2 separate regions of the Homo sapiens genome follow, and region 2 is linked to region 1. The links are chromatin contacts, found by Hi-C in ENCODE. All regions are on one chromosome and are shown on one strand. Each heading gives the region's core, a stretch centred on a gene start or an enhancer-like site at or near the end of the contact. The rest is flanking DNA. Distances are from core to core; before and after follow the strand shown. Region 1 overlaps ROPN1 (rhophilin associated tail protein 1). Region 2 holds the start of ROPN1B (rhophilin associated tail protein 1B).

The links. Hi-C counts contacts between places; a loop is a spot of excess contacts on that map.
Region 2: a map of GM18951 shows a loop between it and region 1 (22-fold over the local background). The contact joins the promoter of ROPN1B here to the enhancer-like site in region 1. A Hi-C loop is called at or near these places in 1 of 168 maps with a recorded cell type or tissue (GM18951) and 2 of 37 single-sample maps with no recorded cell type.

What each region holds. Positions count from the first base shown.
Region 1 is chr3:123,972,709-123,980,502 of GRCh38, reverse strand. ROPN1 (rhophilin associated tail protein 1) reads left to right here. Exons shown (of 6, transcript NM_001317774.2): 2 at 10-137; 3 at 3,522-3,639; 4 at 4,963-5,124. The coding sequence starts at 22. Among named protein-coding and RNA genes, the nearest start is that of CCDC14, 15 kb to the right of the region's middle. RefSeq lists an enhancer at 1-263. Within about 2 kb of position 3,847, at least 3 of the 41 ENCODE cell types and tissues checked have a DNase peak (open chromatin) inside an H3K27ac peak, as active enhancers do.
Region 2 is chr3:125,966,367-125,974,160 of GRCh38, reverse strand. It overlaps ROPN1B (rhophilin associated tail protein 1B), which reads right to left and starts at 4,983. Exons shown (of 7, transcript NM_001308313.2): 1 at 4,761-4,983; 2 at 2,999-3,044; 3 at 1,991-2,118. The coding sequence starts at 2,106. It also overlaps the pseudogene ALG1L1P.

The DNA of each region.
Region 1 (7,794 bases), core at 2,598-5,097:
TGAGAATAGGCCAACCAATCAATGGCTCAGACAGATAAGCCAACATGCATCCCGCCGGAGCTGCCGAAGATGCTGAAGGAGTTTGCCAAAGCCGCCATTAGGGTGCAGCCGCAGGACCTCATCCAGTGGGCAGCCGAGTACGTGCTCCTTTCTCGCCTTCACCCCTTGGAGGACGGCCGGAGACAGAGGGTCCTGTAAAACCGCGGAGGTTGTCATGGCTGCAGCTAGGAAGTCCGGACTAACTGGCATCGTCTTTGTTTTAGCTCTTGCATTGCTTTGATGCTTTAAAATCCACACATAAATGCTACATCTAGCTGGGCAAGGATGGGATGCCTCCCCTAAGGGAGCCAGATTGAGCAGTAGGACGCCAGGTCAATAGGCCGTGTCCTGGGGCAAGCAGCAAGTTAGATGACCGCGTCACACCAGCGTATGCACACCCACCTCCTCCCTGCACGCCTTTTCCCACTCCCGGTGGAAAGAAGGGCTGGGAATCTCCGAAGCTTAATCTGCCTTTCTTCGTTCTCCTGTCTCACCACTAGATGGCAGCAGTGCAGCCGGGGGAGGGAAGCGACAGCCCTGGGTGGATGGGGTGGGACCAGTCCTGCTAGTTCACTCCTTTAAGGAGACACTTCCTCCCCTGCTGTTAAAACTCATACTTGGACCCAACCAAAGACCCTTTATATCTTGTCTTGGAGGAAATTATTGTTATTTTCTTTAGTGTTTCTCTGAACTGATTTTGTTCTGCCAACATAAAGATGTCCGCACAGTACACACTGCATTCTGGGGAAAGGCCAAGCAGAGTGATGGGGTCCTCAGGCATGGCTGAAAACAGTGTGCCTCAAACACGGGTGCCTTCTTTCAGGAGAGACCTCCAGAGGCTGCTCAGTAGATGGAGCTTACACAACAATCGCTGCGGGCCTGGATTGAAGTAGCTTTGCACAGAAAGCCTCTCAGCTATGAAATTGCTCCTTGGACAAACTTGCCTGCTTGAAACTGGGGAACCAGGACTTGAGACAGGAGTTGGAAGATAACTAGACCTCACGGACCATTTTCAGGCTATTTTTACTGTTTGATGATTCCCTGCTTAGGAGGGTTTCAGTGGGAAAGTGAGAGTGAGAGAGGCCGTTGAGAGAAAGCCAGTGAGTTGGGGAAGGGAAGATGTCCTCAGGCTGAGGTTGTGAGTGGGTGTCCTGGGCAGATGGTGGGGAGAGTGTGGACACCTTTGAGAAGACACAAAATGGCATCTAAGAGGGGCCTTTCGGAGTCTCTGGGCCAGTGCTGTGCTCCTGGACTGGATTAGGATGTAGCTTTTACAATTGGAAGGAAAATAAGCCAGTGGTGCTCATAAAAAGAAACATAAATGGGGGTTGCTTTGCCTAGTAATGAGCCCTGTTTAGTTCTCCATTTTAAATTTTATATATTGCCTCTAAGATTGAACTTTAGCTTCAGAAGACTAATTTATTTTGGCATAGTCAGATAGACAGACTTTATCTTATACGTTAGTTTCAAACCCATTTGATTGTTCTTGTGCTGCCGTTTTATAGTAAGCAAACTGACATTGCTTAGTATTGTCCCTGACATTTATGGAAGAGGCATTCCACTATTGTAGACTGCTTGCTCTCGTATTGTATCACGTGCTATAATTTTTTTAGACATCCATGAAAACTTAGTTTGTAGTTTAACCACAATGAAAAAGGAGGGCATGACCTAAGAGCCCCCTCCATTCTATCCAGACATGAAAAGCACTGCTCAGATGGTTGTATGTGACTTACTTAAAACCTGTAGCATTTTAGAGAATAAAACTCTGCAAAGTGTTTCCAAGACAAAATACGTTTTTAATCCATTGCAAGTAAGAATTTCCCTACATATGTGTTGTCAATGAAGAAACCTCTTACCAGGCATCGGCAGGACATATACTTATTTGTCCTCTGGTAGGCATGTGTTACAACACAAATTTGCAATATATGTGTATAACCATGGACCTGATCACTTGCAAATGAAGCTCAATAACCCAAAGAACGAAATCCATGATTACAGCTTTGCTTCCATGTTGTCTAACCAATTCCACAAGAAGTCCAGAGATGTTGGTGATGAGTGTTACTCTACCTGGGCAGCACTTCTGTGGAATGAGGTGCTGTGTGTCTCTGTCCCTCCCATTTATACCACCCAAGTCTGGTTTATAAAGCCTGAGGCCACACCCTGCTCCTATTGTCATATTGCACCCACACCCCGCCCACCCCAACACTGATCTGTGTGCAGAGATTTCTCATGCACATTGTTAAAGGTGCCCTTCCTGCTGATGACCTCCAAGGGGTGACTGGCAATTACTGCTTTAGTCCATGTAGCTTTCGCTCTGCCTTGCTACGTGGCTCAGAGACAGGCAATGGTTAGCCCATCATTGTATGGCTTGACCCTGAAATGGACTTTTACAAAATTCCCTCTATATTATTTTCATACTACCTGGATCTGGAGGAAGTAATGGAGGGAAAAAAGCAGGGCGGGACAGAAATTTGTGGTTCATGGATCGTCAATAACCAGGCTTTTGATGGAGACAGACCCTGCCATGCTGCATTGGTGACCCACATGTCAGCGGCTCATGTCCATTCCCTGCTGCAGGCAGCCTCTTTTCATCTTATGCCAGTCCTGAAACAGAACTCAGTACTTGTTCCACAATGCCCCCAAACGAAGTCCACTCCACAAAACATTGAGGAGCAGGCAGATTTCACTGAAAATTTTGAGGGAAGATGGAGAAACAGTTTCATTTCAGAGGCACCATATAGCTTAAGATTGTCTCAAACCTTCTTCGGCTTCTCTTCTCTCCTGAGCCTTGCAGGCTGCCCTGCCAATGCTCTCTCCCTTCCCTCTTGAAGCCCCAAGCCTCACTACCTCCAGCCAGAAACCCTTCCTGATTCACCCCAGGACACTTCCATCTCTTCCCCTTCCCTCCTTTTTTGTTTCTTCAGAGATGGGGGTCTCACTCTGTCACCCAGTCTGGAGTGTAGTGGCACAATTATAGTTCACTGCAGCCTCAAACTCCTGGGCTTAAGTGGTCCTCCAGCCTGGAGTCACCAGATTACAGGCCCTAGCCACCATTCCTGTGCTGCCTTCCCCTTTCTTACGTACATTACTTTTTAGTTCTCTTCCAACTTCTCTTCCCAATATTATATATACATATGTAATATACATCTGCGTGTATAAAACACTCAGAGATGACTGAAAAAGAAACCTGAACCCAATATGCTCCAGGGAATTGCATACCCAAACTTTTCTTGGTTCTTCCTCATCCTTAGAGAAGAACAAAGCTTTGTATTCTCTAAGCATTCTCTATGCCCTAAGTGGAGAGTAACACATTCAGACTTTTCCCATATGTAAGTGAACTAAACACAATGACACATAGAAGCCACTTAACAAAGGTTCCTTTCTCTACCTCCTTCCCTCAGAAGAAGGTGGAAGGATTGCTAGAACAGCCAGAGGCCACTGGTGTATAGGATCCTCCTACTCTCTGACTTTTTTTCTTGTAGTTATTTTGAGGCCCTGTCCCGTGGAGAGACGCCTCCGGTGAGAGAGCGGTCTGAGCGAGTCGCTTTGTGTAACCGGGCAGAGCTAACACCTGAGCTGTTAAAGATCCTGCATTCTCAGGTAAGGGCCCTGCTGCAGCATTGAGGAGAATGTAGGGACAGTGTTGAGGCTGGGTGGGTACAGACAAAAAGCCCTCTGTTCTCCTGACAGTCAGCTGACCACTTAGCACCACCCTAAAATACACTAAACCGTGGACTGAAAGTAAATCTTTCCTTGGCAAATGGGAATAATTTTGAAATAGGCTGTAGGCTGAGTCATTGGTGGGGTCATCCCAGATTTCCTTGAAGCTGGCAGAATGTACAGGGGCTCAATGCAATGCTAATCTCGTCTCTCCAGAAAAGTGCAAGTCCTCAGTCACTGGACAGTGTCTCCTTACTGATCAAGACTGTAATATGATGAAAATCACAGTTTGGGGAAGGGCATATTTTAGCTCCCCAGCTATCCAAGGTCCAGACATTGCTTTTAGCTTTTAGGGAGAGGCTGTGAGCCTCTTCATAGCCACATCATCCTGGGAGCTGCCTGGTGAATGAATGCATGAGGAAGGTGCAGCTTGAGAAAGTTTGTGGTTTGGCAAATTCCCAGGACATATGGTTGAGCACCACCAAACCCTGCTTTATGGTCCAGGACAGAGCGGTTTGGGGTGATTTAGGACTGGCTTGGCTAACCACCTTGGTCCCAGAGGCTTAGCATTTCACTAGAATCAGACAGTCAGGAAAGGTGTTGGAGCACTTCATCGGGCATCTGTGCTCTTGTTGCATTGGTGGCCAACAACCAGTCACCTTCCCTCCTTTTATCCACCAAGTACCTTGTGCAGTGAACATGACAGAGCTCTAAAATACCTGGGATCAAGCAACATTAGGCATCCAGACCAAATCCCCACAGGTCAGCCACATACCCCATATCATTCCTGGGAAAGCATGAGGGATGCACTTGAGGTCTAGAGCTAAGAACTCAGTGCAATCGGGAAGAAACAGACCTATGTCTTGTTCTAATTTTACCATTCATTAGTGGTCTCAGGTAAGCCCTCTACCCCTTGGTTTTGTTTTCAGGCTCTTCTATCTGTCATATAAGGAATAAAACAATTTAGGAATACAATAGCAGATAAAAGCATCACCAGAAATTAAAATGTAATATAAATGTATATCTTTTGCATAATTCTGACACCTAAAGTTTGAGAATTAATAAATTATATTTCAGCATGCTCTTCACTAGGATTTGCAAAGATAACTGCCACACAGAGCCATCTTTACCTTCCTAACACCCCCTCCCGCCCCTTGCCATGTGCTGGGAGATGTGGACCTGGCCTGGGGACAGGGTGTTTCTCAGGGCCTTGTCTCAACTTCTCCCACAACCTCTGTGTTGTGTCTGTCCCCTGCCCTGCAGGTTGCTGGCAGACTGATCATCCGTGCAGAGGAGCTGGCCCAGATGTGGAAAGTGGTGAATCTCCCAACAGATCTGTTTAATAGTGTGATGAATGTGGGTCGCTTCACGGAGGAGATCGAGTGGCTGAAGTTTTTAGCCCTTGCTTGCAGCGCTCTGGGAGTTGTAAGTTAGCTTGACTGTTTTTTGTTCCTGAAGGGGAAATCTCCCTCTGGGCCTGGAAGGGCAGTGCATCTATACACGCGGTCAACTCTGCAGGGCTGATGATAAACATGCCTCTTCTCCTCTTGTCCTTCTCCTCTCTAAAGCAAGGTCATTTCTGTGCTCGTCAGGCAGTGGCAGGGGTTGGGAGGAGGAGAGAGGGAAACACTGTGGTCAGGCTCTGGGGAGAGTTGACTACAGTGTAGCTCTTGGATTATTTATGAATATTGCCCTCAGATTTATTTTCACTCCGCTCCTTCCATTCATATTCCCAGAGACAACCAAGAGCCGACTGTAGAAAAAGACTTCCAGACACCTAGAATATATATCAATAGACACTGTTTAAAAGGGGTACAATCTTATCGAAAACTATGTAATAAACAGAATTGGATGCAGAACTCAGACATAAGAAAGCAAAAAAAAAGAGAGATGAGGCTATTTCTGAATTTAGTCATGACATCTCCATGGATGCAGGATGTTCATACAGATTTATGCCTTTTCCAAATTTGACTTGTTTGATATTGGAAATGCAATTTTACTGTTTTGAAGCCAAAGATGCTGAAATCAGCTTATATGTATAGATATTTAAAGCTTGGGTATCTTATATGTGGACTTACATTGCTAAACATTGTTAAAATAACTTAAAATGAATCAAAAACGTGTTTTTTTAAAAGAATCCCTGAGATACATACAAGTTTGAAAATTATTGAGAAAATAATTGCCTCTGCCAAAACCAAATGGTATGAAAAGGTAGTCTGAATCATTCAGCATATCTAAACATAATCTTGTTCTTCTCAAATATGCTTGGAATACATATTTGACAGGTTTGTTTCTGAGAAAATTTAGTGGAAATATTGTAGTCCAAATTTCCTATAGATTCCCCTACAGCCTTCATCATAATCATTTCTTTAGAGAGAAGTAAACAAGAGGACATTTGTGGCACTTTCTTCATTGTCCTTTATAGCATTTATTACTGAATAAATCACTATCCTCTGAGGAGGAAAGGAAAGTAAGCAGCAGAGGCCTATGAGTTGTCAGTCAGGACTGGGGAAAATCACAAACAGGAAGATAAAAAATGAACATATTTTATTAAATTCTCATAGGGTTACAGATTTTTTTCACACCACATTTGGAGACGTTTTTGGGGGAAAATATACCTTTAAAATTTTATCTGTAGTTAATTTGGATCTTCTTGGTCTACCCCACCCACAAAGGGTCAAATAAGAAAATAAATAAATTCAATCCAATCCTGAAATTTTAGTCTGATGCAGTAACTGAAACAGCCTAAAGGTAAATTTCCCAGTATCTCAGGTTTTTCCTCACCACGCTCTCTTCTCCAAGATGGCAGTTGAATGTAGGCAGAAAGAGCTGACTCTAGGACCACAGAGCAGTCAAGTGAAGGGTTTCTCACATCCCTTAGTCTTCCCTGGCATCTCTGGTCTCCATGGTAATGCCTGTCTGTCTGGTCGCTAGCTGCTTGCAGCTTAAGTTTTTGGTCTCGTCTCTCCCGGACTGGTGAAAGGCTGATGATGCCTCCCCAACTGGCTCATTTCAGTTCTCAATGGTGTCGAGGGCCTCCTTGATTCTCTGCCAGGCTGTCCTATCTGCTCCCTGGCTCTGGTGGTCTACTTCACAGACCCTCACCAGTGTGTGGTGTGTCTGAGTTCTTCCCTTATCCCCATACCTCACAGTAACAAAGAGTGACTTTGGAAAGTCAGATTCCAACCCTCCCTCTGCTTAGCCCACGGTGTAGATGCTAGGTTTCCTCTGATGTACCTGCCTCCCAAACTGGAGAGGGGAAACCATGAGGTGAATTGAATCTTTCTACTTCCCTTCTAAAATAAGGAGGTGGGATTCAATATTCCATGAGGTTCATCTACCTCTGACATCCTGTGATTCTATCCCCACTTCTCTGCTTCCTCTGAGACACCCTCAGGCCCACCTCTGAATAACAGTGAGCTCCTCCAATTCTAAGAGGCCTTGACATATCTGACTTTGCTCCTCATCATCCCCATGTCAAAGAACCCCTAGAGATAAAGTCAGCCTGGAGGTTAAATCTGCAAATAAAGGGTGTCCTATGAAACCAGTAATCAATACCCTTATATTCATTTCTATCATGCTGGAGCTGGACTGTTTCTGGGATCTTAAATGTGGGGTTGGCCAGTGGTACGGTGTGAATGTTTGTGTTCTCCCAAAATTCATATATTGAAATCTCAACTTCCAAGGTGATGGCCTTAAAAGTAGGGCCTCTGGGAGTTGATTGGGTCATGAGGGTGGAGCCCTCATGAATGGGATTAGTGCCCTTATAAAAGTTGCCCCTCCACCAAGTGAGGACACATAGAAGGCATCATTCATGAGGAACAGGCCCTCACCAGAGAGCAAATCTGCTGGCCTCTTGGTCTTGGACTTCCCAGACTCCAAAACTGTGAGCAATACATTTCTGTTGTTTATAAATTACCCAGTCTAAGGTATTTTATTATAGCTGAGACTAAGTCAGGGGTCACCATCTGGTGGAGACCTTGCATCCTAGTTAATTCATATATCCTTAGAGGCAAGCCCAGAATTTCTCTTTCCTTTGCCAATTCAATAGCAAGACAAGATCTCTATGCCATTCAGAAAAGCCAGTTTGTTCCT
Region 2 (7,794 bases), core at 3,734-6,233, 2.0 Mb before region 1:
ACCTCATTCCACAGAAGTGCTGCCCGGGTAGAGTAACACTCAGCAGCAACATCTCTGGACTTCTTGTGGAATTGGTTAGACAACATGGAAGCAAAGCTGTAATCATGGATTTCATTCTTTGGGTTATTGAGCTTCATTTGCAAGTGATCAGGTCCATGGTTATACACATATATTGCAAATTTGAGTTGTAACACATGCCTACCAGAGGACAAATAAGTATATGTCCTGCCAATACCTGGTAAGAGGTTTCTTCATTGACAACACATATGTAGGGAAATTCTTACTTGCAATGGATTAAAAACGTATTTTGTCTTGGAAACACTTTGCAGAGTTTTATTCTCTAAAATGCTACAGGTTTTAAGTAAGTCACATACAACCATCTGAGCAGTGCTTTTCATGTCTGGATAGAATGGAGGGGGCTCTTAGGTCATGCCCTCCTTTTTCATTGTGGTTAAACTACAAACTAAGTTTTCATGGATGTCTAAAAAAATTATAGCACGTGATACAATACGAGAGCAAGCAGTCTACAATAGTGGAATGCCTCTTCCATAAATGTCAGGGACAATACTAAGCAATGTCATTTTGCTTACTATAAAACGGCAGCACAAGAACAATCAAATGGGTTTGAAACTAACGTATAAGATAAAGTCTGTCTATCTGACTATGCCAAAATAAATTAGTCTTCTGAAGCTAAAGTTCAATCTTAGAGGCAATATATAAAATTTAGAATGGAAAACTAAACAGGGCTTATTACTAGGCAAAGCAACCCCCATTTATGTTTCTTTTTATGAGCACCACTGGCCTATTTTCCTTCCAATTGTAAAAGCTGCATCCTAATCCAGACCAGGAGCACAACACTGGCCCAGAGACTCCGAAAGGCCCCTCTTAGGTGCCATTTTGTGTCTTCTCAAAGGTGTCCACACTCTCCCCACCATCTGCCCAGGACACCCACTCACAACCTCAGCCTGAGGACATCTTCCCTTCCCCAACTCACTGGCTTTCTCTCAACGGCCTCTCTCACTCTCACTTTCCCACTGAAACCCTCCTAAGCAGGGAATCATCAAACAGTAAAAATAGCCTGAAAATGGTCCGTGAGGTCTAGTTATCTTCCAACTCCTGTCTCAAGTCCTGGTTCCCCAGTTTCAAGCAGGCAAGTTTGTCCAAGGAGCAATTTCATAGCTGAGAGGCTTTCTGTGCAAAGCTACTTCAATCCAGGCCCGCAGCGATTGTTGTGTAAGCTCCATCTACTGAGCAGCCTCTGGAGGTCTCTCCTGAAAGAAGGCACCCGTGTTTGAGGCACACTGTTTTCAGCCATGCCTGAGGACCCCATCACTCTGCCTGGCCTTTCCCCAGAATGCAGTGTGTACTGTGAGGACATCATTATGTTGGCAGAACAAATCAGTTCAGAGAAACACCAAAGAAAATAACAATAATTTCCTCAAAGATACAAAGCCTCTTTGGTTGGGTCCAAGTATGAGTTTTAACAGCAGGGGAGGAAGTGTCTCCTTAAAGGAGTGAACTAGCAGGACTGGTCCCACCCCATCCACCCAGGGCTGTCGCTTCCCTCCCCCGGCTGCACTGCTGCCATCTAGTGGTGAGACAGGAGAATGAAGAAAGGCAGATTAAGCTGCGGAGATTCCCAGCCCTTCTTTCCACCGAGAGTGGGAAAAGGCGTGCAGGGAGGAGGTGGGTGTGCATACGCTGGTGTGACGCGGTCATCTAACTTGCTGCTTGCCCCAGGACACGGCCTATTGACCTGGCGTCCTACTGCTCAATCTGGCTCGCTTAGGGGAGGCATCCCATCCTTGCCCGGCTAGATGTAGTATTTATGTGTGGATTTTAAAGCATCAAAGCAATGCAAGAGCTAAAACAAAGACGATGCCAGTTAGTCCCGACCCCCTGGCTGCAGCCATGACAACCTCCGCGGTTTTACAGGACCCTCTCTCCCCGCCCGTCCTCCAAGAGATGAAGGCGAGAAAGGAGCACGTACTCGGCCCCCCACTGGATGAGGTCCTGCGGCTGCGCCCGAATGGCGGCTTTGGCAAACTCCTTCAGCATTTTCGGCAGCTCCGGCGGGATGCATGTTGGCTTATCTGTCTGAGCCATTGATTGGTTGACCTATTCTCAGGAGAAAAAATACATAAGATGAAAACTTGGACTCATAAGATGAGAGCAATCCTGGACAGGAGGTCACCCAGCCTCTGTTTGACACTCAATTTTGGGGACTCCGCAAGACAAATGCATTCTATTGTTACACAACGGCAAGGTTAGAAAGCCGTCTGCTAACCCCTACTTTTTGTTGTAAATAGTTATATCCTTTACGTAAAAATTACACAGTCCTTTTTTATTTAAAAAGTGGAAGTCAACAAAAAAATCCCTAATGGTATCACCCTAAAATATTGGATGTCTCCTTCCAGAATTTTTCAGTATAAATATATATGTTTGTAAAACAAAAAAATAAGATTATGCAAAACAGCTTATTTACTCAAAAGTATATCATGAACATCTTTGCATGTCATCCAGCTCTTATTAGCTAGGTAAGAATTGTAGCAAAATTTACTCTGAACCCTCTATGAATTAACATTAGGTTATTTCCATATAAAAATAGTCATTAAACAGCCATTTGATGAGCGTCTCTGTTTATAGCTGCATGTTTTTTCAACTCTAATTGTCAGGCGGAAAACTCGTACATTTTCTCTCAAAAAGTTCCAGGACAAATTGAAACAAAACATGAACATCCATAAAATATATACAATTCCATCCACAAATAAACAACAGATCAAAAGATTTTTTTCTGCTTTTAGTAGAGAAAGGGACAGACTAGATATGCTAAAAAGCTGTCCCTCTTCAAAACACCTAGAGGCCAGACAAATCTCAGTACAAGCCTTTCACATTGCCTTGCTGGGCTTGCAGTGAAGTGAGAGAAATCTTCCAGTGGCCAATGAGGTGAGGAAAGGGGAACCCGCAGTGCTGGGCAAATGAAGAAACTAGGGCTCACCTGGGCACATGTAGATGGCAGGAACTTGAAGCTTTGAGATAAATTGCTAGGCAGGGTGGATAGAGACCAAGGATTAGGCTCACAAAAGGCAAATGTCTGGACTAAAGGACTCCCCTTCTGACCTAAACTTGAGACCCGCCCAGGGACTACACCCTCAGCGTGAAAAGGTGTGGCTGAAAATATCTGCCTACAGGCTGGGGTAAGCAACAAAGAAACCTGTCTCCATTGCTGCTTCTAGTCAGGAGAGAAACAGTCCCCCAGGAGTTGGTAGCCACAGACTAGTTCTAAGTTTTCCATTTATACCAACACCAGCATGGCTCGGAAATCCCAAGACAAGAAACTAAAGTGGTCTTAGATTGGTGGGACTTCATGACCTTTTACTTTATTTATGTTCTTTTATTTGGAGGAAAAGGATGATAAAATAATGATTAATTTTAGACTTTGCAAAGTATTAGAAAAGTTTTAACAGTAATAACCACTAAATCTGTACAGAGGAAAAAAGGATTTTTTAAAATTTTTTTAGTATTTATTGATCATTCTTGGGTGTTTCTCGGAGAGGGGGGAAGAAAGGAATTTTTAAAAAACACAAAAAAGCAAACAAAACATGCCTCCCAATGTGAAATGGCAGCCCAACGTATACCTGCCAAGTGCTGAAGAATGTAGGTCTTAAAATAGACTGTATAGTCTTGTTTCAGGGATTTCTCACTTGTTTTTATTGGTATGGGCTAAACAGGGCTTCCATTTCATAAATGAAAGTCTCCATTACATGAATGAAAGGCTCCAGGGCAGAATCTCAGAGGGTTTCTATGAGCGGCTTGGAACCAAGCACAGACAACTGCACATCCCTGTTTGGGTTCGGAATTGGAGGTGGTGGGTTTGGGATGTGGTTACTCTTGTTTGGAATGCATTCTCCTCCTCTTAACAGGTTGATTCTTCCTTTGGAGGTCTGCTTAACCTTCCCTGATTACCCTGTCAGTTCCATTGTACATACCCTTCCAGAGCATCACTTACCTATCCTTAGTGTGATTCTTTGAGTAACATGTGTCTCCCCCAGCAAACTCCACGGCAGGACTGGTCAGTTTTTGCTCACCACACCATCCCAGTGCCTAGCCCAGTGCCTGGAACTTAGTGTTCAATAGGTACTAGTAAAAATGAATGCGTGATAGCAGTCTATGAAGTGCTAGCTATAAAATGAACACGTGATAGGAGTCTATGAAGTGCTAGGTATAAAATAATGCGTGATAGGAGTCTATGAAGTGCTAGGTATAAAATAATATGTGATAGGAGTCTATGAAGTGCCAGGTATAAAATAATGCCTGACAGGAGTCTATGAAGTGCTAGGTATAAAATAATGTGTGATAGGAGTCTATGAAGTGCTAGGTATGCCCATTGGTCCACATGACAATTCACCCAGAGGTATTTTTATATCCCTGTCGCTGATGAAAAAGCAGAGGTGTGGCTCCTCGGTGGAGGGCTCTGATTCCAAACTCTTGAGCCTCCCAACCACTGTCCTCCGGGTAAGAAACCGTATAATAGTATTCTGGGTACAAAATACGCACACAAATTGGCCAGAAAGCCATAATCCCCCACAGTCACATTCTCTTGAAGATCCCCTTGCCTTCCCCTTGCCCTCCCCTTGCCCTGTGAACAAGGAGAGGCTCAGAATCCAGGGGGCGTCCGGCAGGGCTCCTCCCTCAGACCAGCGCAGCCCTCGGGGCGCTCAGAGCCCTGCCCTCCCTCCACTTCCCCTCGGGGTGGCTACCTCAGGCTCGCTCCCAAACCGGCTGTCTGGCTTCAGGCGACACCTGGCGCCTGGCCTCAGGCGAGAGGTGTGGGGAGAGACCGAGTGCCTCCCACCCTTCTTAAGAAGGAGAGCAGTAGAACCTCGGCGGGGAGGGCAGCAGCGGCCGGGGGTGACAGCAGCGGCGGGGCACGACCGCCGTTAGCGTTAGACGTTAGCGCTCCGCCTTCGCCTGGCAAACCCTGCGCGGGCTCCGCTGCCAGGTCACCAGGGGTAGCGCCGGGCGCGACGTCACAGAGCCGCCCCGCCTCTCCTGCAGCGGCGGGTTCCCAGGGTCCCGCTAGGGCGCTGCTAGGGGACGCTGAAAGCTGTTTTGGGCTTTGCTGGTGGTGGAAGGACCAGACGGCCTGGAGGGTTAAGGACTGGGCTGGGGACGTTAGGAAACCCGGGCTGGGGGCGTTGGGGGTGGGGCGGAATGTGTAGCCATTGACGGTGCGCTTTTGTAGGTGAGAGGGCAGAAGTGGAGCTTGATCTTTCGGCTTGTGGAAAGTGGACAGGTGAGAATTCCTCAGGAATCATAGCAACAACACCTCTTACAATGCGTTTTTGGTGCCAGGAATTGTTCTAAGTGCATTACACACATGAACTCATTTCATCCTTACTGTCACCCCATGAGGCAAGTACTATTGTTATCCCCATTTTTACAGATGAGGGAACTGAGCACAGAGAGGTTAAACTTGTCCAAGATGACAGTCAGCAAGTGACAGAGTCAGGATCTGAATCTGGGTTGCGTGGTCCCAGATTCCTCACTCTTGACCTTATAATGCTAAGAAAGGGGCATGGAGTGGATAGGAACAGAGCCTGAGATGCCTGGGGACAACAGGGAAAGATAGAAAATATTTATAGGGTAGAATGTGGTCACTGTGCCAGGGCACTTTTACAAACATGATGACATCAAAGTTTCACAGTAAACTCTGAAGGTAGATATTACCTTCGTTTTAGAAAACAGGCTCAAGGCTTCGAGTAATTTTGCCTGTGATCAAACAGCTGGCAGTAGGGCCCAGGGCCCAACTTGTCTCCAGGTCTTCTGATTTCAAGACTGTTGTTTTTGTTTTGTTTTGTTTTGCTTTGCTTTGTTTTGAGACAGAGTCTCACTCTGTTGCCCAGGTTGGAATGCAATGGGGTAATCATGACTCACTGCAGCCTCAATCTCCTAGGTCTAAGCAATCCTCCCACCTCAGCCTCCCAAGTAGCTGAGACTACAGGTGTGTGCCACCACACCAGGCTAATTTTTATATTTTTATAAACAGGGTTTTGCCGTGTTGCCCAGGCTGGTCTTGAACCCCTGGGCTCAAGTGATCCACCCCCCCTTGGTCACCCAAAGCACTGGGATTACAGGTGTGAGCCACCGCACCTGGCCTCAAGACTGTTCTTTTTAAGCACCCAAAGAGGCAAGAAAAGCCCCATCTTTCTCTGCTACACCCCGTGTCACTTCACACCCATATGAAAGCTGCTCATTGCATCATGTAATCCTTCAGTCCATTTATACTACAGTGTGTATTAGTCTAAATCAATTAATTCACCCAGGGTCTTCAGAGCTTTCTCTGGTTGTGAGATGAAAGCCTTTGTCTCTCCCTAAAGCAATTTTAAGCATCAGTGAACAAGTGGGGGAACTAGATTTTTGGCTTATGCATGCAGAAAGCTTTTCACAGCCTGTTGTCATCCATTTGTAAAGAGGCCACTCTGCTGGCATTTGTCAAAATCCTGCAGGTCCTTGCACACCTGGAGAATCCTGGATGGTCTGGGGACGGCCACTGCCCACAGGGCAAGATCTGGGGATGAAAGAAACCTAGTCACTAGCTATCACCTATCTTTCTGAGGCCTCTGTGGAGGGGCTACCAGGTGTTGGTACAGGCACCTGACCAACAGAGTGTGCCTTAGGTTGGGAGGGGGAGGCTGGAGGCTTGAGGGCTGCAGGTGCATCTTCCAGGATAACAAGAATGCTCTGGCCACTGGAGTCTGTTCTGTTGTATGCACATGAGATGAAGGTGTGCCAATCTCTTCCTGCTTTCATGCTGAGTAAATAATACTGACAGGAATGAATAATAATGATCTTTGTGCAGAAGAACAGGTTTTTCAGACAAAGCACTAACAGCTGGAGATGGAAGATGAAATAAAATAGAATTTTAGAGTAGCAGGTTAAACACAAGGGAGGAATTTCATAGCACTGTCTGACTGAGGTGATTTGATGTCTGTCTGTAGGAGGCCAGGTTGAGAGGCGTAGGTTAGATTATCCTTGATCTATCAGTCAATAAATAACAGGATACAATAAATAACAGGATACAGTCAAGAGAATATAATTTTACAGGGAAACGATAATAACACAATTCAGGAAAGTTGCTTTCTTCTAAAACAGAGGTAAGAGTAGAGAGGGAGGAGCACATAGATGTTACCGGTAGTGGTCCAGCTCTTGGGGTGGATGGTGGGTTCATGGGTGTTTATTATGTTTCAGTAAAAAAATCTGTCTTATATATTACAATAAAAACTTTTATTACATAAAATCTTTTATCAAGTAGGTTACATTGTTTTCTGCTATTTTCTTGTACAAATGAATATCCTTTCTTATCATTTCCCTTGTTCTACTAGATAATTCCCATCAATATACAAACATGCTCTAATTTCTCCCATCATTTTCCTCTTCAGCTTTCACCCATTTCTCTGCTTCCCTTTATTGCCAAGTTCTTTAAAGAGTTGCCCATACCTGCCACCGCTAATTTCTCTCTTCCAAATCTCTTTTTAATCTACTTGAACCAGGCTTTCATCCCCATCACTCCACTGAAATGACTTGTGTCAAGGTCCCCAGTGACATGCTGTTAAATCCAACATCATCTCTCAGCCTCGGCTCAACCTATCAGCAGCATTTGATCCTGTTGATCACTTTCGCATGATTGAAACACTTTCTTTCCTTGGATTCCAGGACATCACACTCTTGGTTTTTCTCCTTTCTCATTGGCTGTTCTTTTGCTTGTTCTTCCTCCTCTCCCTGACACTTTAA